3 separate regions of the Mus musculus genome follow, and regions 1 and 2 are each linked to region 3. Evidence: chromatin loops called from intact Hi-C (ENCODE). Cell type or tissue: heart. All regions are shown on one strand. Region 1 holds the start of Rps6ka5 (ribosomal protein S6 kinase, polypeptide 5). Region 2 overlaps Dglucy (D-glutamate cyclase). Region 3 holds the start of Nrde2 (nrde-2 necessary for RNA interference, domain containing).

What was found. A loop is a pair of places that touch in the nucleus more often than their neighbours do. Peaks named below come from ENCODE experiments on the same cell type or tissue, not always from the same donor. Only the 100,000 strongest peaks of a DNase experiment are listed, where the experiment ranks them.
Region 1: a loop joins it to region 3, with 2.2 times the contacts of the local background. A loop is called at or near these places in 3 of 42 quality-filtered maps.
Region 2: it touches region 3 in a loop (4-fold over the local background); 17 of 42 quality-filtered maps call a loop at or near these places.

Annotation. Positions count from the first base shown.
Region 1 is chr12:100,721,412-100,729,411 of GRCm38, forward strand. It overlaps Rps6ka5 (ribosomal protein S6 kinase, polypeptide 5), which reads right to left and starts at 3,709. Exons shown (of 17, transcript NM_001330702.1): 1 at 3,370-3,709. The coding sequence starts at 3,469. In heart, CTCF peaks have their summits at 3,357 (motif pointing right) and 3,558; DNase peaks (open chromatin) are centred at 3,790 and 7,900; H3K4me3 peaks cover 2,137 bases; H3K27ac peaks cover 1,756 bases.
Region 2 is chr12:100,837,696-100,845,695 of GRCm38, forward strand. Dglucy (D-glutamate cyclase) reads left to right here. Exons shown (of 13, transcript NM_145448.5): 4 at 805-1,003; 5 at 3,676-3,826; 6 at 4,948-5,070; 7 at 7,035-7,235. Among named protein-coding and RNA genes, the nearest start is that of Gm36572, 52 kb to the right of the region's middle. In heart, CTCF peaks have their summits at 3,718 (motif pointing left) and 3,919; DNase peaks (open chromatin) are centred at 1,726, 2,436 and 3,756.
Region 3 is chr12:100,156,096-100,164,095 of GRCm38, forward strand. Nrde2 (nrde-2 necessary for RNA interference, domain containing) reads right to left here and starts at 3,558. Exons shown (of 14, transcript NM_001290303.1): 1 at 3,445-3,558. The coding sequence starts at 3,508. In heart, a CTCF peak has its summit at 3,502; a DNase peak (open chromatin) is centred at 3,616; H3K4me3 peaks cover 1,644 bases; H3K27ac peaks cover 1,510 bases.

The DNA of each region.
Region 1 (8,000 bases), 570 kb after region 3:
GTGTCTGTAGAACTTTAATCCTGTCCATTTTCTACCTCCTGGGAGGAACCTGGACAGCAGTGAAAAAAACTTGGCATATGGACTAGGAGAGATTTAAGACACAGGAGCGGCAATGCGAGTGTCTGGTGCTAGTGATTCCTCAGCCTTCCCAGTGGAGAAGCCACGTTATTAACCACAGCATGTAAGACAGCACTCAGTATATAAGAGGTGACAAAATATTTGTTGAATAAACGAGTGGGTAAAATAATTTCCATTTTTCCACTAGTGTTCAACAAAGTTACATCTGACTATTTAAAGGCTAATGGCTTTAATCTTTCTTTTGTTGCATTTATACATTTTATTTATATTATTATACTTAAGAAATAATATATCCTGATTATTAGTTTATATGGTCTCTTCCTTTACAGTTGGACACAGAATATTTTCTTTGGTATCTTCAATACCAGAAAACAGAAAATACTCAAGAATTTATGTTTAATTGATTTGCTTAATCTTGAATTCTGTACTCTTCAGCTTTTATAGCCGCTGCCATCAATTTATCAAGACCTGACATCTGCAAACCTTGCCCTTATTTTTCATCCAAAACTGAATTCACTCAACAAATATCTGAACATCTACCACACGCCACAGGCTACAAATAGACAAAAAAAGTCTCTGCCCTCAAGGGCCTTACTTACTACCTGACACAGACAGACTGTGTGTTTGGGGACATGGATGTCTGGGGTGCATGTATGAGTGTATGAGCACACACATGCCACCACATCCATCCTTACCTTCCATTTTGTTTAAGACAGGGCTCTTTTGTTCTTCAGCACTGTGTGTACCAAGCTAGCTGACGTACAAGCTTCCAGAGACTCTTCTGTCTTTTCCAGCTCTCACGGTGCCATACAAGCACTGGGATGACAGATACACACTACTAAACCAGCTTCTGTGTAGGCCCAAAGGATTCAAACTCAGGACTTCACACTACATGGCAAGTACTCTATCCCAAAGAGCCATCTTTTCAACCCCAGGCAAATGAATTATTGTACTACTGTGTGTTGTGATGGGCAAGATAAATACAAGCTATTCAATAGCAACACAGATTACAAGGAGTTTACACTCTGCTTGAGAAGGCAAAGACACATATGATAATGCTAACCACCCAATGACTTAGTTCGTTTCCCAGCTACACTAGATTAATTCGTATGTTTTACAATAAGATCTGATTGTGGAATTATTTTTTAAATTTTCATTCAATAAATATTTCCTACTATGTGCCAAGTAACCTGATTAACATTTTTCCAGTAGTGTCTCATTCAATGTCCACATTTTACAGATGAAAGGAGTAAGCCTGAAAGAATGCAGTGATTTCCCAAGTCTATACACCCAGCTAAGTGGCAGAGCTAGTATTCATCATCACGTCTTCCAACTCCATGTCCGGGTATGCCATACTATTCAGTCTCCATAATGGAGCCATTTCCACGCCCTTATACTGGGTTTCTAATTCAATTATCATTTGTCCTATGGTATTCAATATAGCCACCAGCTACCACACTGCTCTAGCTCCTATCAGAGCAACATGTGCTAAGAGGAGCCCAGCTGGCTGGTGACGGAGGAGTTACTCTTTCAAGTTATATTTTAACAGTGTTTTTGACCATTACATCTGATCAGTTGTCCACGTGCTTAGCAATACATTTAAATGGCCGTTCCTGTCCTTTTTACTACATTACTAGTGAGTTCAGTGCAGTCTCGTCATCCATCAGAAGAATTTCTAAATGCAAACTTGATGATTCACACACAGTTAGTTGACAAAGGGAAATAAAACAGCGCTCATTGTTTTCTACAGAGTTAGCATTGTTTGCAAAATCCAGAAACTGAGCAGTTGGCTGACTACTAACAAGTAGGTTGCCCCTTGGTCTTTGAGCAAAAGACTGCTTGCTGTATCATGATCAATGGCTGAGCATAGAAGACTTCAAGCAGCATTTGTTGTACTGTATGATTCCACACACTTACAGCAAGGAATCATTATGTAAGATGGGGGGGAGGTGGACCAAAATCCTTACTCTAGAAAATGTGACACTGCTCCTGGTGTAAACTGGGCATTAACACTACATACATGTATACTGAGAAAAATGGCTTAAAATCCCGTTGAAAACATCACTTTTTGATAACATTTGGAGTGAAGATCTCAACCAAGGGAATCTACACTGTTTATGTGAGGAATTCAAAAATACTATGGAATAACTGGGTCAGGATACATTATAGAGTCAGAACCATCAAAACTGCAGTGCTTATACTGATAAATGAGAAGGCATGAATTTACATCTTATACTAAGTCATAAGACTGGCACCAAAGATACTAATGGGCAATCAAGAATTGTGGGTTGTAGTTAACTTTATCCATCTGTTTCAATCTGTTCCAAACAGCAGCAAGGTGGACCCGCTTTCTACCTGAAACCTGCCATTTGCCATTTGTGTCTACTTAATATAATGTGCCAAAGACTTAAGTGTCAAAAATCTTAAAACCACTGACACTAATAACTATCGATCCACTCTAACACATTCTCCATGCAGAAATGATAGTGTAAGGGGAGACCTGACTCCATGGGGCTGGGGAGACCCAAACTTTACCAATTGGTCCAGATAAGAATTTTCCAAAACAAACCCCGGAATTACACAATGAAAAAGCAAAAGTAAAAAGCTTAGCACACGGAGCTTTACTGATCTCCAGCACAGGGGATGCAAGCACTTAAGTCGCCTAGTGAAGCCTTTCACCCAAAACTTTACATTTATAGAGGCTGCTTGCCAAAAGACCTGGCAAATTTCAGAGAGTATAGTACTTCACGATAACTCTGAGAGAAAGGACTTAATTCCAGAGGACCACGAAGCCTTTTTCCTTCACCAGAGACTAACCGAGAACCAATACCCCTCTCGCAGGATCGCTGTCCCTTAGGGATGGTACAGACATACATACACACACAAACACACACACTCCCCTCACACCTGAACCATCCCAGGCAGAGGTGCAGGGTAAAGTGAGTTCAAGCTTCAAGCTCCATCACACACAGCTCCACACAGCTCACCTCTTGAGGGAAAGAGTACCTTTCCCTCGAGACAGCGTGTAGTGACAGATATGTCACCTATGCAGGAAAGGGGGCATAAAGGCATCTTCCCAGGCTGGGTCGGAAACTGGGGGCCCAGCAGGAGCAAACTTTCCTCTCCGTGCCCAGAGCCTCCCAGGACCCCCGGACTATTCCCCGCCCGCGAAGCCCCGCCCCGGGCCCGTCCCCCCCAGCCCGCGCCCCTTTTGGCCTGTGCGCGCACCCATGCCGGCTCTCAGGCGCGCCTCCGCGGCTGGCCCGGCCAGCAGAGGGCGGGGTCGCTCACCGGTCCGCAGCTCGTGCTTGACAGTAAGGAGCTGCTCGCCGCCGTCGCCGCTGTCCCCGCTGGTGCCCGCGCCGCCGCTGCCGCCGCCCTCCCCCTCCATCTTCACCCTCTTTCCGATCGCGCGGGTCGCTCTTAGGGGAACCTGATGGGACAGCAGACGCCCCGTCTCTCCACAGCTCCAGGAGCCGAGCTGCCGCAGCGCCACAACTCCGACACTGAGGCGAGTCTCTTTCCCGCTCTGGCCGTGCAGCTCCTCCGCCTCCTCCCCTCAGCGGGCACCGCTAGTACGGCACAACCCCGCGCCCTGCGCCTCCACCTCCTCCTCCAGGCCGCTCCTCCCACAGCCAGCCCAGGAGACAGCCCTGAGCCACCAGCGCTATTGGGCGCAGCGCGCGCGCGTCTGCCAGCGCCCGTTCCCATTGGGCGGCTAGTCCTGACGTTTCAGGAGCCGCCCCGCCCCGCTGCTCGAATTGTTGTTGCTTGGCGGGGAGGCAGGAGAGGGAGGAGCGCGAACGCTCCGATTGGCAAGACCCACGGAATGCCCCACCTACTCGCTTTGGTGCGCACGCGCAGGCAGGCCTTCCCTCTCCTGACCTCCCCAGAATGGTCACACCCCTTATTCCCAGCTTCGATCTGTTAGTAAACAGTATCTAGTAGTCAGGAGGCGCTCCGGACCTCTGATTGGCTACTGCGGAAAGAGGCGGGGAAAGACGATTGGACCGCTTGGTCCGCCAATCACAGTGGACAAAGGAGGGTCCTGGAGGGAAGCACTTGTCACCCACGTGTTTGCGCTCGCGCGCGTCTGAGGGTCCTAGGGAACGGCCCACAAATGTGTGACTGTCTGGAAGATGGCATGTCTTCGAATGATACTATTCTCTGTAGCACTAAATAAATTAAATGAATTTTGTGTTTAAATACAGGTAGGAGCCGGCAAGATGGTTCCGTGGGTAAAAGTGCTTGCGGCCAGACGTGGACAACCACAGTGCAGTTCCCATATAATGAAAAAGAACTAACATGTTGACCTCCGACCTCCACACAAGCTTTAATTAAGGGCATGTATCGCTCACACAAGGCAAAACTAAATTACGTTTAAAAATTAAATACAGGTAGCTCCTATACACAAAAAGTCAAGGTTCTGGCTCCGGATGAGAAATCTGAAATAATAACTTGTGGAGGTGGGGAGTGTAGCTCAGCCTAGCCTTGACCCCCTGGTACGTCTAGCACCACCTCCCAGTGCTGGAATTCGCAGTATGTGCCACCATGCCTTGCTTATGACATGCGGGAGATTGAACTCTCCAGCTTTATGAATGCTAGGCGAGCAGTCTACCAGTTAAACTACATCCTCATCCCAATTTTTCATGTTTAAGAAACTCAAAGAGTGTGGTGAATCATAAAATAAGATTCAATTTCTGCTCCTGAAAAGCTATTAACGGAACTCGAGAGATGGGCAACTTGTATACAGGCACAGGAAACTATAAAGAATTTAAACAAAACTGTGAACCAGTATTAAGCATTAGAGAATGGCACAGATGGCAACGATTATTCTCAAGGCTTTTAGGGCAAGGAGAAAATCTGGATAGCCAATTTAAAGGGCAAGTAAGACAAAACTGGAGACATTTCACACAGAGGTAAGCTGTGAGCCTAGGTCTAGAGGAGATCAAATGCTGGTGACCTAAGTAACAGGTAGGCTAAATGAAGTGTAAGGGAAACAGCTGTATAGGAAAGATGAGTGTATCTTTATTTTCCTTCTTGGAAAAAAAAAAACAAAAAAACAAAACAAACAAACAAAAAAAAAAACCAAAACAAAAAAACCCAAAACAAAACAAAAACACCTGACAGAAGCATTCTAAAGAAAGAACAGGTGTGGTGGCACTGACCTTTAATCCCAGCACTCAGGAGGCAGAGGCAGGCAGATCTCTGTGAATTCAAAGCCAGCCTTGTCTACATATCGAGTTCTAGGATAGTCAGGGCTACACAGAGAAACCTTTTCTTAAAAACACTCAAAAGAGAAAAAAGAAAGACCTGGGCAGGGTCGGGGAGTGACTTACATTTTAAGGATAGAGTGTATCATGGAGGCGGGAAGATGGAGGAACAGGAGACCACTTGGTCAAGTTGTGTCTGTGGTCAGAAGCAGACAGCGCTAAACTGTGGTACTCAGCAGTCTCCTTTCTATTAAATCCAGGACACCCAGCACAGCTAGGGTGGATCTTCCCTGTTAAGCCTCCCTGGAGATGCCATTAAAGAGACACCCACAGGTGTGTCTCCCAGGTGGTTCCAAATCCGGGCAAACTGAGAATGAAGATGAACCGTGTCCTTAAGACAATGAGGGATCGTAAATGTTACACTGAGGCACAGAAGTTATTTAGTAATGAAGTCCCCTACACTAGTTAGAACAGCAAAGTCACTCTCTTATAACTTGTCGAATCCCATGAGGCTGACGGGAAGAGAGGACTCACTGGGAAAGAATGTATTGCAAGTGTAGCACTGACAGCTTAATTTCTGTAGCGGAAGTAGGTGATAATGAGAAAAGAAAAGACGAGCATAAACAATGCAAAAATGATCTTCTAAATTGCACATGGATTAGATGAAGAATGGGCAAACTATCTTCCTGTTAGAGGACAGATAGCAAATCCAAGGCTGTGTGAGCCGTAGACTCTCATTTATAACTACTCAATTTTTCTGGAAAGTGGTCAATAGAAAACAGAAAGACAATAACAAATGGCTGTGTTCCCCTAAGATGTCTTAATGGATATTGGAATTTGAATTTCACATGCCATAATATATTATTGTTTTAATATCTTTTCAAACATTGAAATATGCAAAACCCATCCTTAGCTCATGGGCCTTTAAAAAGTAGAAAGTGGTCTATATTTGGTAGTCTCCATAGTTGGCAGATTTTTGTACCAAAGTACCTGAAGGGGCTGGAGAGATGGATCAGCCGTGAAGAGCACTGATTGCTCTTCCGAAGGTCCTGAGTTCAAATCCCAGCAACCACATGGTGGCTCACAAACATCCTAAATGAGATCTGATGTCCTATTCTGTAGCAAGCTGGCCCGAGGCTTACAAGGACCCGGTACCGTACACCGGGGAAGCAGGCTGGAGCTGAAAGAGAGAAACTAGCCGGTCGAGAGAAATAATGGAGCCAAGATGATTCCCTGTTCAAGGCTCAGTGTTTATTAGCAGTCTGCGCTGTTTTGTTGCCAAGTTGTTAGCACTAGTCCGCCAGAGCAGAGCCATTAGCAGTAAGTCGCCAATTTCACAGGTAGTCAGCTACCTCAAGAACCTCTCCGGAAGACATGTTCAGCCTCTCAGCAGGTAGCAGAATCTCAGGGCAATTGTCACTTCAAAAGAAGCCAGCCAAGTCCGAAAGCAGCACTGCAGGTGGCCCCACCTCAGTGTTGACAAGGTCTGTACAGCTTCAGGCTGGGGGAGGCTACACTATTCTGAGGTATCTGAAGACAGCTACAATGTACTTACATATAATAAATAAATCAAGAAAGAAAGAAGGAAAGAAAGGAAGGAAGGAAGGAGGAAGGAAGGAAGGAAGGAAGGAAGTAAGGAAGGAAGGAAGGAAGGAAGGAAGAAAGAAAGAAGGGAGGGAGGGAGGGAGGAAGAAAGGAAGGGAGGAAGGAAGGAAGGAAGGAAGGAAGAAAGAAAGGAAAGAAAGAAAGAAAGAAAGAAAGAAAGAAAGAAAGAAAGAAGGAAGAAAGAAAGAAAGAAAGAAGGGAGGGAGGGAGGGAGGGAGGAAGAAAGGAAGGGAGGAAGGAAGGAAGAAAGAAAGGAAAGAAAGAAAGAAAGAAAGAAAGAAAGGAAGGAAGAAAGAAAGAAAGAAAGGAAGAAAGGAAGAGAGAGAGAAAAAGAGAGAGTGGAGACATCTAGGTGCCCCCATTAGATCGGTGCCCCACAGCTCCCTGGGTGAACCTGCCTGGCATGCCTGTTCTGCTACACTGTGACTTCATACTTAGCAGCGCTATGCAGAGCTGATCAACAGCTGTGTGCAATTGTTCATTTGTTCGTGCAACAACTTTCATTCCCATTATGTGCCAATTACTGTGGTAGGTGTCAAGGGCACAGTGCACACAAGACAGATGCCATCCTTGTTCCTTATTGAGATTACAGTTTAGGAATGGAAATAAATTCTAGGTGATTCTACATAAAGAAACTGCAAGCTTTTCATTTTGCTCACACTGAAAATGTATATCAACGTGCTATAATGGGATGCATCAGGAGTGCCTGTTTAGGTTAGAGTTGCTGGAAAGCCTTTGTATGGAAGTATTTTTTTTTTTTATTCAGAATCTTTAAAGATGCATAAGATTAACCAGAACTTTGAAAAAAAAAAAAACTGTCCTAATGCGCGCCAATCTCATTTCCTCTTCTTGGGCAAACAGGAAGAACTTTTTTCTTTTTTCAGTCCTTTTGTAGCTTGGTTCTTATGACAGTTGGCCAGTGGGCAGACACGGCCAGACACTTTCAAAACTAGCCAAGTCACCCCATGCGCGGTTGCAGTTTCCCACACTAGCTTTTGCCTTCTGCAGCAACCACGAAAGCTTCCCCTCCTCCCGCCCCGCTCTACACACCTCTCTCATTTTGTTGTTGAGACAGGGTCTCACTCTATAGCTGTGGCTCTCCTG
Region 2 (8,000 bases), 680 kb after region 3:
ATCCCTACAACCCATCCCCTGGCACATGGCTGGAAAGGAGGAATAACCCAGCAATGATTTGGGGTGAACAGGGTTGAGGCTCGTACCACATAAGGCTTTCAGCCTCATGGGAGAGGACACCAAAGTTTCTCTGGGTCCAACAGCATCTCCCTGTTGCAGAAAGTCCACCATTGTTTTATTCTTGTGGGTCTGACTGGTCTCACATTGAGGTTCAGGAAATGGGATGGGGTGGGACCCACAGGTTATGCTATGCACACATTGATTCAGTGGTTCTGGTTTGGTCATGCTTCAGGAACACCAGCAAAGCCCCGACTTGAAAACCAAGCGCTCCCCAGTGTAGAGAGCTCTAGACGTGTCAGTATCAGAGAGTCCCTCCTCTGCCTTTTTCTCCTCCTCCTCCTCCTCCTTCTTTTAAAGATTTATTTATTTAATGTATATGAGTACACTGTAGCTGTCTTCAGATACACCAGAAGAGGACGTCAGCTCACATTGCAGATGGTTGTGAGCCACCATGTGGTTGCTGGGAATTGAACTCAGAATCTTTGGAAGAGCAGTCAGTGCTCTTAACCACTCTCCAGCCCCTCTCTGACCTTCTAATAAACACAGTATTGGCCGAGTGGGCACGGTGGTACACCCTGTGGAGGCAGAGGCAGATGAATCTCCATGAGTTTGGAGTCAGCCCAGTCTACAGAGCAAGTTCCAGAATAGCCAGGGCTGTTACATAAAGAAACCCTGTCTCTAAAAACAAAAACAAAAACAAAAAAAGCGCCTCAGGGGCCTGTGAGCACTTCTTTGTGTCCCTAGGACCATCTGTCCACAGTTGCAGAAATACAAGTTTGGCACCTGCACAGGCATCCTGACCTCACTGGAAGAGCACTCAGAACAACTAAAAGAAATGGTGACCTTCATCATAGACTGCAGCTTCTCCATAGAAGAGGCCTTGGAGCAGGCAGGGATCCCCAGAAGAGACCTAACAGGTCCCAGCCATGCAGGAGCATACAAGGTAAGGCCATGCCCCTGGGCAAAACAGCTTGAAAATGTGGATGGACTCTGTAGTTTCCGATGGTGGAGAGAATGTTGGTTCAGGGATCAGAAGCCCTAAGGTCAGCCCTAGCTCAGTCGCCCTCCCAGGTAAAACCATTACCCTCTGAGTCAGTCTCTCTCCCACCTGCCTCTGATATGGCTGTGCAATGTCAATCAAAGTCATTTGGACATTTGGAGAGAGAGAGAGGGCATGTATATATGAATGTATGTTCAGGCTAAAGGTCAACTAGTACTCTTCGGGAGCAGAACACATTGTTTTCTGCTAAGTTACACTTATTTGGGGAAGGGGTGATTTTGGTAGTGCAATGTTTGTGTGGAGATTGGATGGCAACTTATGGAAATCAGTTCTCTCCTTCTGCCTCTGCCTCGTGGGGCTTGGGAATCAAATTCAAGTCACCAGGCACGGCAGCAAGTGCCTTTATCTGATGAGTCTTTTCACTGGCCCCACCGTGGAGTTGGAGACAAGACCTCTTACTGGGATTCACTGATTAAGGGTAGGCTCTCTGCCAGAGAGCCCTGGGGATGCTCTTGTCTCTATCTCCCAGTGCTAGAATTACAAGCACAGGGTGTCACCATGGCCAGTTTTGATGTGAGCACAGAGTGTTAACGGCAGAAGGGTGGCCTCTCCTGGGACACGCCTGCTGTTAGGGACTGTCCCTGTGGCCGAGTTGATGCACTTCTCTTCCTGCTGAAACCAGTCACGTGGGGAAGAGTGGCGCCCTTCCTCCTCTGCCTCCTTCCCAGATGCTGTTGGGACAAGTCTGAGCACTCTGGCTGATCAGCAGTCTCCAGGCCTCCCTGTGCACAAGACCAGCCTCCAGACTTCCCTGCTCACAGTGGCTGGACTTTTTTCATCTTGAGCGCTGTTTGTCACAGTGTCCCTCCCCACTTTGACTCCTGCCAAAGAGGCTTGGACTGCGTCAGGTCCCTGCAGTTCTGTAGTAACCTTCGAGGCACAAAAGATTGGGTTGATGAGATTGGCTATACAGAGAAACCCTGTCTCGAAAAAACCAAAAAAAAAAAAAAAAAAAAAAAAAAGCTTTGTACAGAGGCACAGACGTCCATATATGTTCACCAAAGCCTGTCAATTATCCATGACACGTCACTGCCCCCTCTCCCCACAGCTGCCATACAGTTTTGTCTGTAACAACTCACCCCACTGCCCTTAGGCCCTGAGAGAGATGGCTCTTACAGCCACCTTGAATTTGACTGATGGCCTGGATAGATGGCCCATCCTAAACAGAGGTGTCTCAGTCCCCAGGAGCCCTGCCTGGCTTTGTGAGTGGCCTACATGTGCCTTTGCTCTGTCCCAGGTGCTGTCATACAGACACTGGGCTGGCAGCACAGCAGAGCCTCATCTTACAGTTGCCAGGGTGGTAACAGCCAGTTAAGTGGCAGCCAAGGTCGTCCCAGGGGATCCTGATCCTGGCTGCGTTCTAAGCCTGTCGTAAGCCCCACTGCAGGGGGAGAAGTATACCACCAGTGAAAGTCACCCAGGTCGCCCTGTGCAGAATCTTGGAAGGGAAGACCGGGGCATCCAGGGACAGGCTCATCCTGTGGGATCTAGAAGTAAATCAGGCAGCCGATGTTCCTGGCGCTGTTTGCTTGCTTTTGCCTGATTCTGTCAGAACTTCGCAGCTTCTTGAGGTCCATGGAGAAAGAACATTTAGAGACCCATGAGACTGGGCGAGGAAATTGTTTTTTGGTTTTTTGGGGTGTTTTGTTTTGTTTTGATTTTGAGACAGGGTTTCTCTGTAGCCCTGGCTGTCCTGGAACTCACTCTGTAGACCAGGCTGGCCTTGAACTCAGAAATCTGCCTGCCTCTGTCTCCCAAGTGCTGGGATTAAAGTCGTGAGCCACCATGCCCGCCACTGGGTGGGAAAATTGTGTGTGTGTGTGTGTGTGTGTGTGTGTGTGTGTGTGTGTTATAAACCTCGGCTGAAAGTTAGCATTTCCTTTGGTTCTGACTGTTGGCCACAAAGGGCTGTTGGATCAATATGTCCTGGAATGCTGAGGATGATAAAGTATCTCACAAATAGCATAACACAGTACAGTTCTTGAGAGTTTCAAAACACCCTGTATACTGATACTCCAGTAACAGATCTGCCATTCTGTCCTCCTAGCTGTTAGTGGGAAAGTATAATATTCTTTCTGGGGCTCTGGTAACTACATCTGGACATCAGAAATAGTAGTGGTTTCCTTTGGAACATTTGATTCTCTTCTCTTCCCGTCACCTTTTTGCTGCCCCGTCTGTGTGTTTGTTTTAAGGCAGTCTCTCACTGTGTTACCAGAATCACCTTAAAACTTTCCTTGCAGTCAAGGCTCAAACTCCCCATCTCCTTAGCCTCCCAGGTGCTGGGACAACAGGCAACACACCATCCTGAATTTTCTTTTATGTGGTGAAAACATTATTCTGTCCAGCTTAGATGTGTGCCAGACTGCCAAAGTGATGTTGACAGATTAATAAAGAAAAAAATGAATAAGGCTCCCCCCTCCTGCACCCTAGTTTTGAGTCTCTCACTGTCAACCAGGCTGCAACAGCTCCCTGGATCTCTTGCTTCTTGGACTGGAAGTGTTGCGGCTTTAATTTGAGTTGATTCCTGTATTTTCCCCCTATATTTTCACTATCAGACAACAGTGCCCTGTGCCACCATTGCTGGCTTCTGCTGCCCTCTGGTGGTCACAATGAGACCCATTCCCAAGGACAAGCTGGAAAGGCTGTTGCAGGCCACTCACGCCATAAGAGGACAGCAAGGACAACCCATTCACATCGGTGACCCAGGTCAGTGTCCACCCAACATGGGCCTGAAAAGCACACAGGGGCTTGTGCTGTTCTTATGGGGAGGGTCTCAAGGGTGAGGGACTGGGGTGAAACCCAGAAGTCCAGTACTGGGTGCTCTCAGGCTTAAGGCAGCACTGTGCCACACTAGGGGGCCTCATCTTGAGGACTTGTGATGCACACTCAACTCCTATGAGTATCATGTGATCACCACTGGCCTTGGGGATTGGAGGGTCACAGTGGGACTCTTTGTTTCAGGTGTTATCCACAACCATGCACACCACACCTCTCTCTCTCTCTCTCTCTCTCTCTCTCTCTCTCACACACACACACACCATAACATTATTAAATAAAACTCAAATTTGCATTCTGACTGAATGTCATGAGATCTCTTGGAGCTCTCAGAGGGACTGAGGAGAGAGAACTTGGGGTTGGCCCAGAGTGAGAGCCAGGGTCTGTGGACTTGAACTTGCTCAGCTTCGTAGTCAACAGAATTACTAAAGACCTGACATTCTATGAAAATACTATCAGCACTATTGGTCTTCCTCACCTAAAATAGTCTCAGGGTCACCCAGAAGATATCTGCCGACTTGTCTTATCAGTGGGGATAAACTAGGCCCAACGCATCCATCTTTGGCATTCTGGTCCGCACTGTCAACAGCATGTAGATGCTGCTGCTCAGGGCTGGGGCTGCTGGAACAATAACAGAGGTTACAGCTATGTAACTTGATCAGTCTGCATCAAGATGAACACACACACACACAAAGCTGGCTCTGTTAGGACTCTGTGCTACGAGGCTAGTATTGAGCTAAGCACACTGTAAACTCCCTCCAGAAACCACATCATACGGTTTGAGATGTCAGGCCTGATGGTACCAGACAGCGGGGGCCCTAAGTTACAGAACACCCTGATCTGTTAAAACTTCAACTCTGAGCCATCTTTACCTCCTCCTCTTCCTCCTGTCCTTCCTCTTCTTTCTCCTTTTCTAAGATCAATTCTACAACTAGCACTTGTGGGGAGAAAGATACATAGAGTACTTAGTGCCCCCATGTGGGTGGTACCAATCTGAGGAATCCTGGGTTTGGTTTTGGGTGTTTTGTTTTGTTTTGTTTTCCCACCTGCAGGTCTTTTGGGAATTGAGGCACTTTCCAAACCTGACTACGGGAGTTATGTGGAGTGTCGGCCCGAGGATGTCCCTGTGTTCTGGCCATCTCCGCTGACCAGTCTGGAAGCAGTCATCAGCTGCAGTATGTTGGTAACAAGGGCGGAGCTTCCTCAGTTGCAGCCCAATGGGTCCGGAGTTCTTGAAAGCACAGGTTTACAGATCAAGCAAGGACTTAAAAATAAACCCATAAAACCCAGGCCTAGAGTTGGGGCTATAGCTCAGTAGTAGAGCACTTCCCCAGAGTGCTCAAAGGTCTGAGCCCTAGCACTGGGAAACAAACACAAATGTAAGCTAAGAGTCTACGGTGTCTTTCCTGCTCAGTTCAATCCCCTGCTGAGGAGCCAACACACCCAGTCTTTAGCTCAAGAACCCTTGGACCAAATGCTTTCCCACCTGCTGAAGCTTTGCGGCTTGCTCTCATGAAGGAGCCAAGCTGAGGAGCCTCATGTCTTTTTGGAAATTGGTAGGGCCTTCAAAGCAAAGGATGAAGCCTAGAAACACAGTTGAATTTTACAACAATGTTGTCTCTCAGTATCTGCTGAGGTCCATTCCCAGGACCCCTCAATACCAAGACCTAGCTTCTCCCAGAAGATTATGTAGTTCCCAAACTCACTCCCTTCCTCCTGCATACGTGAACTCATTCCTGGAGTGAGGTTCAGTCCATTATCATCAAAGTGGGAACATGGCAGCATCCCGGAAGGCATGATGCAGGAGGAACTGAGAGTTCTACATCTTTATCTGAAGGCTGCTAGCAGAATACTGACTTTCAGGCAGCTTGGACTAGGGTATTAAAGCCCACGCCCACAGTGGCACATTTACTCCAACAAGGCCACACCTCCTAACAATGTCACTCCCTGATCCAAGTATATACAAACCGTCACATCCCTAAAGCTGGAGAGAATAAAGCCTTCTGCCACCTCCTGAACCTGCTGCTCTGTGTGTACCTGGCTTTCAAAGGATCACTTTTTTAGGTGTTGTCTGAGACACTGAAAAAAAAAGAAAGAATTAAAAAAAAAAAAAAAGGAAACCATTTCTCAATTAATAGTTGTTCCCTTTCTGGGTCCATGCAAAGTCCATGCATCGATCAATAGATGCTCCTTTTGAATGTTGGCTGACTCTGGCTATTAAACCCAAGAAATGTTACAGTTTCTGAATTTCTGTGAAAAGCAGGATAGCATTTCCTCATCTCACCAGTTGAAGAATGCGCAAGGCATTATGTGAAGTTCTGAGGTAAAGAAACAATGTTCGGATACCCCCTCCCCTGGTGAGAAGCACACAGCTGAAGTACTCAAATATAAATCTATACCAGGGAATGCAGAAGACAGAGGTTCAATCTACTCAGCAGTAAGCACCTAGAGGCCAGGCAGGAGGGCAAAGAGAAGACGCAGTGCCTGGCTCTATGATGCAAACCACTGCTGAGGACTTCTATACCCAGCGCTTCGCTCCACGTGTACCTGCACTCCCCTGATCCATGTTGATACAACCAGACAAGGCGTGGCCATTATTTTATAGCATGAGAGGCATGGGTAGAAAGGCGTAAAGTCACACCTGAGACTCGACTGCATCCTTCATGATGCAGCCACTTCTGAGAACGATGCTAGTGTACAGCTTAGGGCTCTAATCTAGCGGGGAAGTGGAGGGGTTAAGAAAAATATAAATGCTGTGAGAAAACAGAGATTGCATACACAGAGGGTGCCCAGTCTAACATCAGCTACCAGGTCAAGCGAGAGGCTTCATGCGCTGAGAGTTCAGACCGTGCTTTCTGACATCCGTAACTGTGATGGACAGAATCTCTCAGCGCTCATGCTTCAGCTGTGGCTGGACCTTACTTTTTACCGTATACACCTTCCTAAGAGGTGGGGGCGATTGTTTAAATAGAACTCGGTCTACCCATATGCCAGCTCACTCTGACCATGGTGCCAGCATACAGCCTGGCTAATTCTGTTGACAGGGTTGGTACCAGGGTCATCTTTCTAATGTGGACAGAGTGAAAATGGATTGGACTTGACAGGGTGACGTCACAGCCCCTTCTGTTGTGTGTTGCAGAGGCTCCATTGGCTTTCGCCAGCCCTCCAGGCTGCATGGTGATGGTCCCGAAGGACACAGCGTCTTCAGCCAGTTGTCTGACTCCTGAGATGGTTCCAGAAGTCCATGCCATTTCCAAAGACCCTTTGCATTACAGCATAGTGTCAGCCCCTGCTGCTCAAAAGGTCAGAGAGCTAGAGTCCACAATTGCCGTAGACCCAGGTGAGAAACAAGGTATTCAAGGCTGGGGAGCAGTGGGTGGAGTGGAGTTCAGAACCCCATATCCCAGGCAAAAATTCAGGCATGGTAGCATACATCTGAAATCTCAGTATAGGGTGTGTGTGTGTGTGTGTGTGTGTGTGTGTGTGTGTGTGTGTATGTATGTGTGTAGACAGGGAGATCTCCAGTGCTTATTGGCCACCCAGCTTATCCAAATCAATGAGGTCCAGGTTCAGTGAAAGATTTGTCTCAAAAAATAAGAATTGAGAAAGGCAAGATGCCCATTGTCTGAGCTATTCAACAGTACAGTTGTTTAAAATGCTTACACAGGGCCTACAGATGTCTGAGCTGATAAAGGTACTGGCAGCCAAGACTAATAACCAGAGCCCCATCCTCAGGACCCACATACTGAAAGGAGAGGACACTTCTATAAGATGTCCTCTGACTCCATGTGCATAGCATGACATGTGTGAGCTCTCACACACACATACATGTACATTTTTAAACTTATATATACATGTATATATATGTGGTGTGTGTGTGTGTATGTATGTGTGTGTATATATATACATGTATATACACACACATATATACATTTTTAAACCTATATATGTATATTATGTGCATGTATATATGTGTATATGTATATATGTATGCATATATATGTGTATACACACACACACATACATATATATGCATGTTTTTAACAGTGTGCATCAGGATTCAGGAGAAGACATAAGACTACTTTTTATCTGGGGATCCCAGTGT
Region 3 (8,000 bases):
CAATTTTTAGTGACACAGAATCCTGGACAGAAATATCTAACATTAAATGACATTTTATTCATCAGATTGCTAAGTCCTTTTCTTTTTCTTTTTTCTTTTTTGCTTTGATATTAGTTTGAAGTTACAAATGCTTGTGAGCTGCCATGTGGGTGTGCTAGGAATTGAACCTGGGTCCTCTGGAAGAGCAATCAGTGCTTTTAACTGATGAACCATCTCTCCAGGCTACCAAGTCCCTTTCAGTGGTTACTTACAACCTCCTAACTTAGAGAGCCTGACAGAAATCAAGTCTGTACTTATTACCACTAAGCAGGGTGCTGTGTGTGTGTGTGTGTGTGTGTGCACTTACATCACTAAGGAGGGTGTAGTACATATGTACTTTCATCACTATGCAGGGTGTCATATATTATATGTGTACTCGAATCACTAAGCAGGTAGACTATACTACAGAAAGGAACAGCAGGAAAGCAAGCAGCTGGAGCCTGAGAGGGATCTGGAAGACCCAACCTCTGGGGATCAGCACAGAAATCTCAGGTTAGCAACTGCTGAGAGCCTGGCACCGTACTTCACACACCCATGCATATGAGAAAGGAAAAGAGGGAAATAACCTCCTCAACGCCACGTCACGTGCTGCCCACCCACTGCCGGGATATAGAGCACCTACACACACCTTCAGAGAAATCTGACAGAGGTAAGCTAACAGCCCATCACCGAGGACTCACTGACATACCTCTGTGGTGAGCTTACTAAGACACTTTACTAACCCTCCATCTCCACTGAAAAGGCCTGCGTTCAGTTCCACCAAAGGCAGAGGGGCAAGCCAGCATGAATAAGCTTCTAAACTAGGTAACTTTATAAGTGGGTATCACATCCAAGTTCAATATCCATTTCTGTACCTTGTCCTAACAATGTAGCCCTGGCTTCTAGTCTGTTTAAGTGAACTCAGAGATGAGGGGCCACTCCTCCAGGGGTAAATCATTCAAACAGCATTTCCAAGGCTGATGGTAAAAATGAGTTAGCAATCACATTAATGAAGATATTTGTTCTCTTGAGAATAAGCCGTTCATTTTGATTAGGACTGCCATTTTCTGATTGCTGGAAGCTCGAACTCACTTGTACAAAAAGCACCAGCAAACACAGGTAAGAATGGCATTCAAGGTGTCGACGTTTTCCTGGGAGTTGATCTACCCCATGAAGCAGCCCAGGAACTGCGAAGATGTTTAAATCACAAGATTCCCAACCCTGTCATAAAAAATTATAATGCAAGTTCTAGAGTCAGAAGAAACTCTTTGAGTCTCTTTTGCTCATTCAAGGTGATTACACACTGGAGGCTAATCTGGGTCCCAGTGAGACCCTGTCACAAGAATATAAAAAACATCACTGCAAAATTATCAGATGAAGGTGTAATGGCATGGTTGGAAAGACGGGTCAGTGATTAAGCACACTGGTTGTTCTTCAAAGGACCAAGGTTTGATTTCCAGCATCTACATGGAGGCTCACAACCATCTTAACTCTAATCCCAGGGGATCTGATGCCCAACACGGACCCCCTTAATATCACTGAAATCAAAGATTGGACCCTCCTGATAGGACTTAATATTTGTGCAGCACTCCAAACAAGCTACCCTCAACAACAAAAAGTATATAGCTAGATCTTATCGGCTCTTTAAATCTAATTATCAGTTCCCAGGAAATAATGGGATGGATAAATAAAGGAGCAAGTTACAGGAAGATTTAGCGGGAAACATCTTCAGGATGGATAACCAGCTTCCTCAACAAATATATCACCTGAGAAAATACAAGAGCAGAGAAACTGTTTCATACTCAAGGGGACCTACGGGTACATGCAGAAAATGCAGTGTGCCTGGACATGGGAGCACTTGCCTTTAATCCCAACACTAGGAAGGCAGATCTCTGTGGGTTTCTGGCCAACTCTCTGTCTTAGTCAGGGTCTCTAGTCCTGCACAGACATGACCGAGAAGCAAGCTGGGAAGGAAAGGGTTTATTCAGCTTACACTTCCACACTGCTGTTCATCACCAAGGAAGTCAGGACTGGAACTCAAGCAGGTCAGGAAGCAGGAGCTGATGCAGAGGCCATGGAGGGATGTTTCTTACTGGCTTGCTCAGCTTGCTCTCTTATAGAACTCAAGACTACCAGCCCAGGGATGGCACCACCCACAATGGATCCTCCCACCCTTGATCACTAACTGAGAAAATGCCTTACAGCTGGATCTCATGGAGGCCTTTCCTCAAGGGAGGCTCCATTCTCTGTGATAACTCCAGCTTGTGTCAAGTTGACACACAAAACCAGCCAGTACACCCCCTCTCTCAGAGAGAGAGAGAGAGAGAAGACAGAGAGAAAAGGAAGACAGAGAGAAAGAAGAGAGAGAAAGGAGAGAGAGAGAGAATTCTGACTTCTTTTGGATCCCTATAAGCAAACCAACCGTAAAGAAAGCTGAACAGTAACTCATAGTTAAATAATATATAGTTAATTTTCTTAACTATATTTTGTTTTGGTTTGGTCTTTTTTGAGATTAGGGTCTCTCTATGTTGTGGCCCAGGCTGTCCAAGAATTCACTACGTAGATCAAGCTGAGCTTGAATTCAGAGATCCACCTGCCTCTGCCTCCCAAGTGCTGAAATTAATGGTGTATGCCACCACTGCCAGCCCTTCAACTTGACCGTACACTTTCAGTATTAGATGTATTTTCTGCATTTACCTGCCATGGTTAACTTCATTATAGCTGACACTTGTCTTAGCATTTAAAATACGCACCCAGTTCTCTAATCCCATGCTTCTCTTCCACAGCCCCTTGAAGGTCCCTGAATTCTTATCTATACAAATCATATCCTCTTGAAGACCATTCCAAAATTCTGAACGTTTCATTTTTATGGTTGACTGTGGCTCATCTATGACATTTGTAGCATACTACCTTATACTGATTTGTTGCTGTTGTTACTTAGTTTCGTTCATGCAACAGGTTGCATTATCAATCCTGACACACTTATTGAATACGTCTATATTTTGGGCCTGTGTTTCTAATAAGTGTGCTACAATGAATAGACAGTCTCGGAATTTGTTGACGGTTACAATTTAGTAAGGAAAAATCAGAATTACGCCAACCACAATTGCAAGTATTTTAAGAGGGTTTCTTTTGCAATGGAGTTGTATCATTGCAGCTTCTAGGAGAATGAAGTCCAAAAATACGGTAATGTTAGCGCCAGACATCATCGTAGGCTTAGTTTCCCCTCCGCTTACTTGACCACCGTAGCGCCTGAAAGAGCCTCTGGCCCTACACTTCAGACAAGACCCAGAAGGCTTTGCAGCGCCGCGGAGAACTCTGGGATACAGGTGGATAAACAAAGCAAAGAAAAAAGGCCATGACCCAGGCCCGAAAATCTGCCATTAATTTAATGGATGTCTTTTTCGACTCTTTTGGGGTGCTTACCTTTCCTGAATGCCCCATCACCGGAGGCCTCACTTACGTCCGCAAAAGCCGGGAACAGCGCCATGATCACAGGCCGCACTACCACTCCTGCCTCAGAAATGGCGCCGTCTGGAGAGCTCTGGTTGGAGGACGGTGACTCGCGAGGCACTCTGGGAAATGTAGTTCTTCCTGCACTCTTTAAGGCTTAACTCCTGGGCAAGGCGGTGCGGAGACCCAAAGGGTAGAGAGGGGAGGAGGGAAGAGGGTGAGATTGAGGAAGAACAGTTTCCTTGTAGTTAGTGCCCTCCGGCTTCACTGAACAATGGACAAGCAGGAACCGGAAGAGGAAGTTGGGAGGGGGGAAGGTGTGGAAACTGGAATTCAGCTCCTCTGGTAAAAGCACATTGCCTCCTTTAAACTGGATCAAAGTAATCAAATTCTGTAAGATTCATTTTCCTCCTCTGCAAGATTGTGTGTGTGAGTGTATGTATACGTACACATATACATGTACAAATTGCAATTGTTTCACCCATAAGAAGCATTTAAAAGGTGGCTTTAAACTGGGTGTGGGGGCAAACCCCTTTTAAGTCCCAACACTCAGTGGTAGAGGCAAGTGGATCTCTGTGAGTTCGACACCAGCTGGTCTACATAGTAATTTCCATGAGAGTCAGAACTGTATAGAGACGATGTCTCAAAAAAAGCCAATAAAAAGAAAGAAAAGAAATGAAAAATTAGCTTCTATGTGAGATGTGACAAGTTCCACGGCAAAATGTAAGTGATCCAAATATAAGTTGTCATTTTAAATACCCTAGGAATACAGAAGAGTACAAAGTCCCAATAAGATAAAGGTCTTTGACAATAAATGCATATACTTACCTATAAAGTATTTTTGAGATTCCCCTACCAAAAAAAAAAAAAAGGTTGGGTGCAGGAGCCAATGAAATGGCTTAAATAATAAAGGTACTACCAAGCAAGCATGGATACCTGAGTTTCATCCAGGCTCCACAAAGTTGTCTTCTGACCTCCAAGTGCACAGGGCACCACAATAAAATAAAGTTTAGAAAAAAAAAAAAGCTAAACCCAGAGATGTGACTAATCATCTAAACAAAGGAATGGATGGAAACCTATCCAAGCAGCTCCGTGTACCATGTAAACTGTGTGTACCATGTAAACTGTGTGTGTCCAAAATAAATGTCCAAGTTTTCAGGTCCCTAAAAGTACTTGGAAAAAGGAGGCCAGTAGAATCCACTTGTCTTCAACTGTAAATCTCAAGTTCCGCCAAACCTGACAGGAAGTTATCTCAGTTGATTAAATCAATATCTGCATCAGGGCACGATGATGCTCACCTTTAATCTCAGCACTCTGGAGTCAGAGGCACTGGCACTCACTCTGTGAGTTTGAGGCCAGTCTGATCAACAAAGCAAGTTTCAGGACAGCCAGGGCTACACTGAGAAATCCTGTCTGTCTTAGTTAGGGTTTTACTGCTTTGAACAGACACCATGACCAAAGCAAGTCTTATAAAAAACAACATTTAATTGGGGCTGGCTTACAGGTTTAGAGGTTCAGTCCATTATCATCAAGGTGAGAGCATGGCAGTATCCAGGCAGGCATGGCACAGGAGGAGCTGAGAGTTCTATGCCTTCATCCAAAGGCTGCTAGTGGAAGACTGACTTCCAGCAACTAGGGTGAGGATCTTATGCCCACACCCACAGTGACACACCCATTCCAACCAGGTCAAACCTATTCCAACAAGGCCACACCTTCAGATGGTGCCACTCCCTGGTCCAAGGATATACAAACTATCACACTGTCTCAAAACAAAACAGAAAACAAAACTAACTAAAATGGTTACAGTCTTTCCCCAATGTTTCATCTCTTTCTATTCCAGAAAAATAAGAATTAAATGTGAAAGGCTTCAAAAAAATTTTGAAAGCCATGATAATGTATTGATAACAAGGAATCTTGCTGTAGTGGATATTTGTGTATTTACAAACATGTAAGAGACTTTTCGTAAGCAATTCATAAGGACAACTTAATATATAATCAAGTTACTGATACAGATTTCTAAAGTTTTGTTTTCTGGGAGGATTTTTACTTTTTTAAAATTTGTGTGTGTGTACGTGTGTGTGTGTCATTATGCTTATGTGGCAGGAGCTGATGGCCACTGAGACATCTCACCTGCCCTGTCTTTTGGTTTTAGTTTTGTTTTTGTTTTGGTTTTTTTTTTTTTTTGTTTTGTTTTTAGATAGATCTCAGTATGTAGTACAGGCTCAGACTCTTTATCCTCTTGCCTTTCTCTCAATTAAAACAAAACTTCACTTTTAGTGTAACATACGAGTAAATTTTGCAAAGGTTTAGCAGACACAGACATTTGTATGGAGTGTGTAGCTTTCACCCTAACAAATGTTGAAAAAACAGATTCTCTATGTAGCCTAGGCTGTCCTGGAACTCTCTGTGTAGATCAGGCTGGCCTCAAACTCACAGAGATCTGCCAGTCTCTGCTTCGCAAGTGTTGAGATTAAAGATATGTACCATAATGCCCAGTACATTTTGAAAACGTACAGAATTAATTTTCAGTGTAGCTGCCGCAGAGGCTGGAAATCCTGCTTGGTCTCCAATGTTTCTATGTGATCCTTTCCTGAAAAGCTGTGCTGACCTTTGGTTTAAATGATCAACGTTCGAGTGGTAAAGGCCAGTGCTTAAGAATACTTGCTGCTCTTACAGAGGACTTGGGTTGTTATTTTTGGGGTTTTTTTTTGTTTTGTTTTGTCTTGTTTTTGTTTTTGAGACAGGGTTTCTCTTTATAGCCCTGGCTGTCCTGGAACTCACTTTGTAGACCAGGCTGGCCTCGAACTCAGAAATCCGCCTGCCTCTGCCTCCTGAGTGCTGGGATTAAAGGCGTGTGCCACCACGCCTGGCAGGGTTGTTATTTTTTTTCAACATTTGTAAGGGTGAAAACTACGTGCTCCACACAAATGGGCATAGGACTAAATTTGCTATGGCTGTGATTGCCAGACCTTTACAAAATTTGCTACTAGGTTAAACTAAACGTTACGTATTGAACTAGACCTGGTGGCGCACACCTTTAATCCCAGCACTTGAAAGGCAGAGGCAAGTGGATCTCGAAGTTGAAGGCCAGCCTGGTTCTGCAGAGTGAATTCCAGGACAGCCAGGGCTACTTGGAGAAACCCTGTCTCAAGAAAATAGGAAAGTTTTGAATATTCTTTTCTGCCTAGAAAACCCATCACAAAGGACGTGAGAACCACTGACTTCACTGATCCTTACTCTAGCTTCCACGTGTAAACTCTGGGTATTTCCAGGGCGGGTGCCAGGGATTTCTCAACATAAACCAGAAATGGTTTCAGATCACCGATTGGCTCTATGGATATATGGCTAAGGGAAGAAGTGCGGTAGTTATTGTTATCAAGACCTCTGAAACCCATGACATCACATAGGTGACAGCGAGACCCCCATACCTGTTGCCAAGGCAGCAGCCACCATATTCACAGAATCCACTTGGCTCACCTCCCACCTTTACCTGTGACTATGTCACCATGCATATATAGAGAAAGGCCCCTCTGATCTCTCGATCTCTCTCTCTCTCCTTCCCTCCCCCCCCCTTCTCTTTCCACTGCCACTTTGCCCTTCTCTCTCTCAATAAACCTCACGTGGAACTGTTTGGCCTGGTGTGGTCTTTCTGGAGCTGGGAGACGATCACAACACTAGTAGCCACCCAGTGTGCGTGCAGAGTACAATGGCCCAGAAGATGAGGAAACTCAGCCAAGCAGAGAAAAAAAAGGAAAGGCCAGGTTCGAGTTGAAGAAGACCCCAGTGGTTTTGAACTGCTACTTCTTGATGCCCCTGGAACCCAGCCTCACTTCTGTGTGTTTGCTATAGAAAACCACCGAATATACTTATTTTTCCCATTTGGGGAATCAAATTCAAGTTCACTTTCTATCACTGCAACCCAAGGGTCTTAGAAACAGAACAAGTGAGTAAATTTCCACATGCTGGGTCATGGTCCCAGAATCTGGTCCTGTTCCCGGTCAGTTGGAATGATGACCTCTAAGCTGGTCTACTCAGGCTAGGCCAAAATCAGACTCCCTTTCATCTTTCTGCAAAAAAGAATCCACACTAACTCAGGGAAACTGGAGGAACAGGTCTATCTGCCCACTCCATCCTAAGGAATTTTTTGTTGGTCCCTATGAAGAAAACAAAAATATGCCCTTGGGAAACCAGAGCTAACAGCAAGAAAATAAAGGTCTGGATCTGTTTCAGCATGTGGAGGGGAGTGGGGGCAGGTTGAGGGTGGAGGGGAGTGGGGGCAGGTTAGGGGTGGAGGGGAGTGGGGGCAGGTTGGGGGTGGAGGGGAGTGGGGGCAGGTTGGGGGTGGAGGGGAGTGGGGGCAGGTTGGGGGTGGAGGGGAGTGGGGGCAGGTTGGGGGTGGAGGAGATTTTGCTTCTTACCTAATTTGTTTTCTTTGGAAGCAGTGTGTGTGTGTGTGTGTGTGTGTGTGTGTTTGGTGGGGGGTGGGTCTAAGATTGAAAAGTTGTGGGTTTTTTTTTTTTATTCAGATT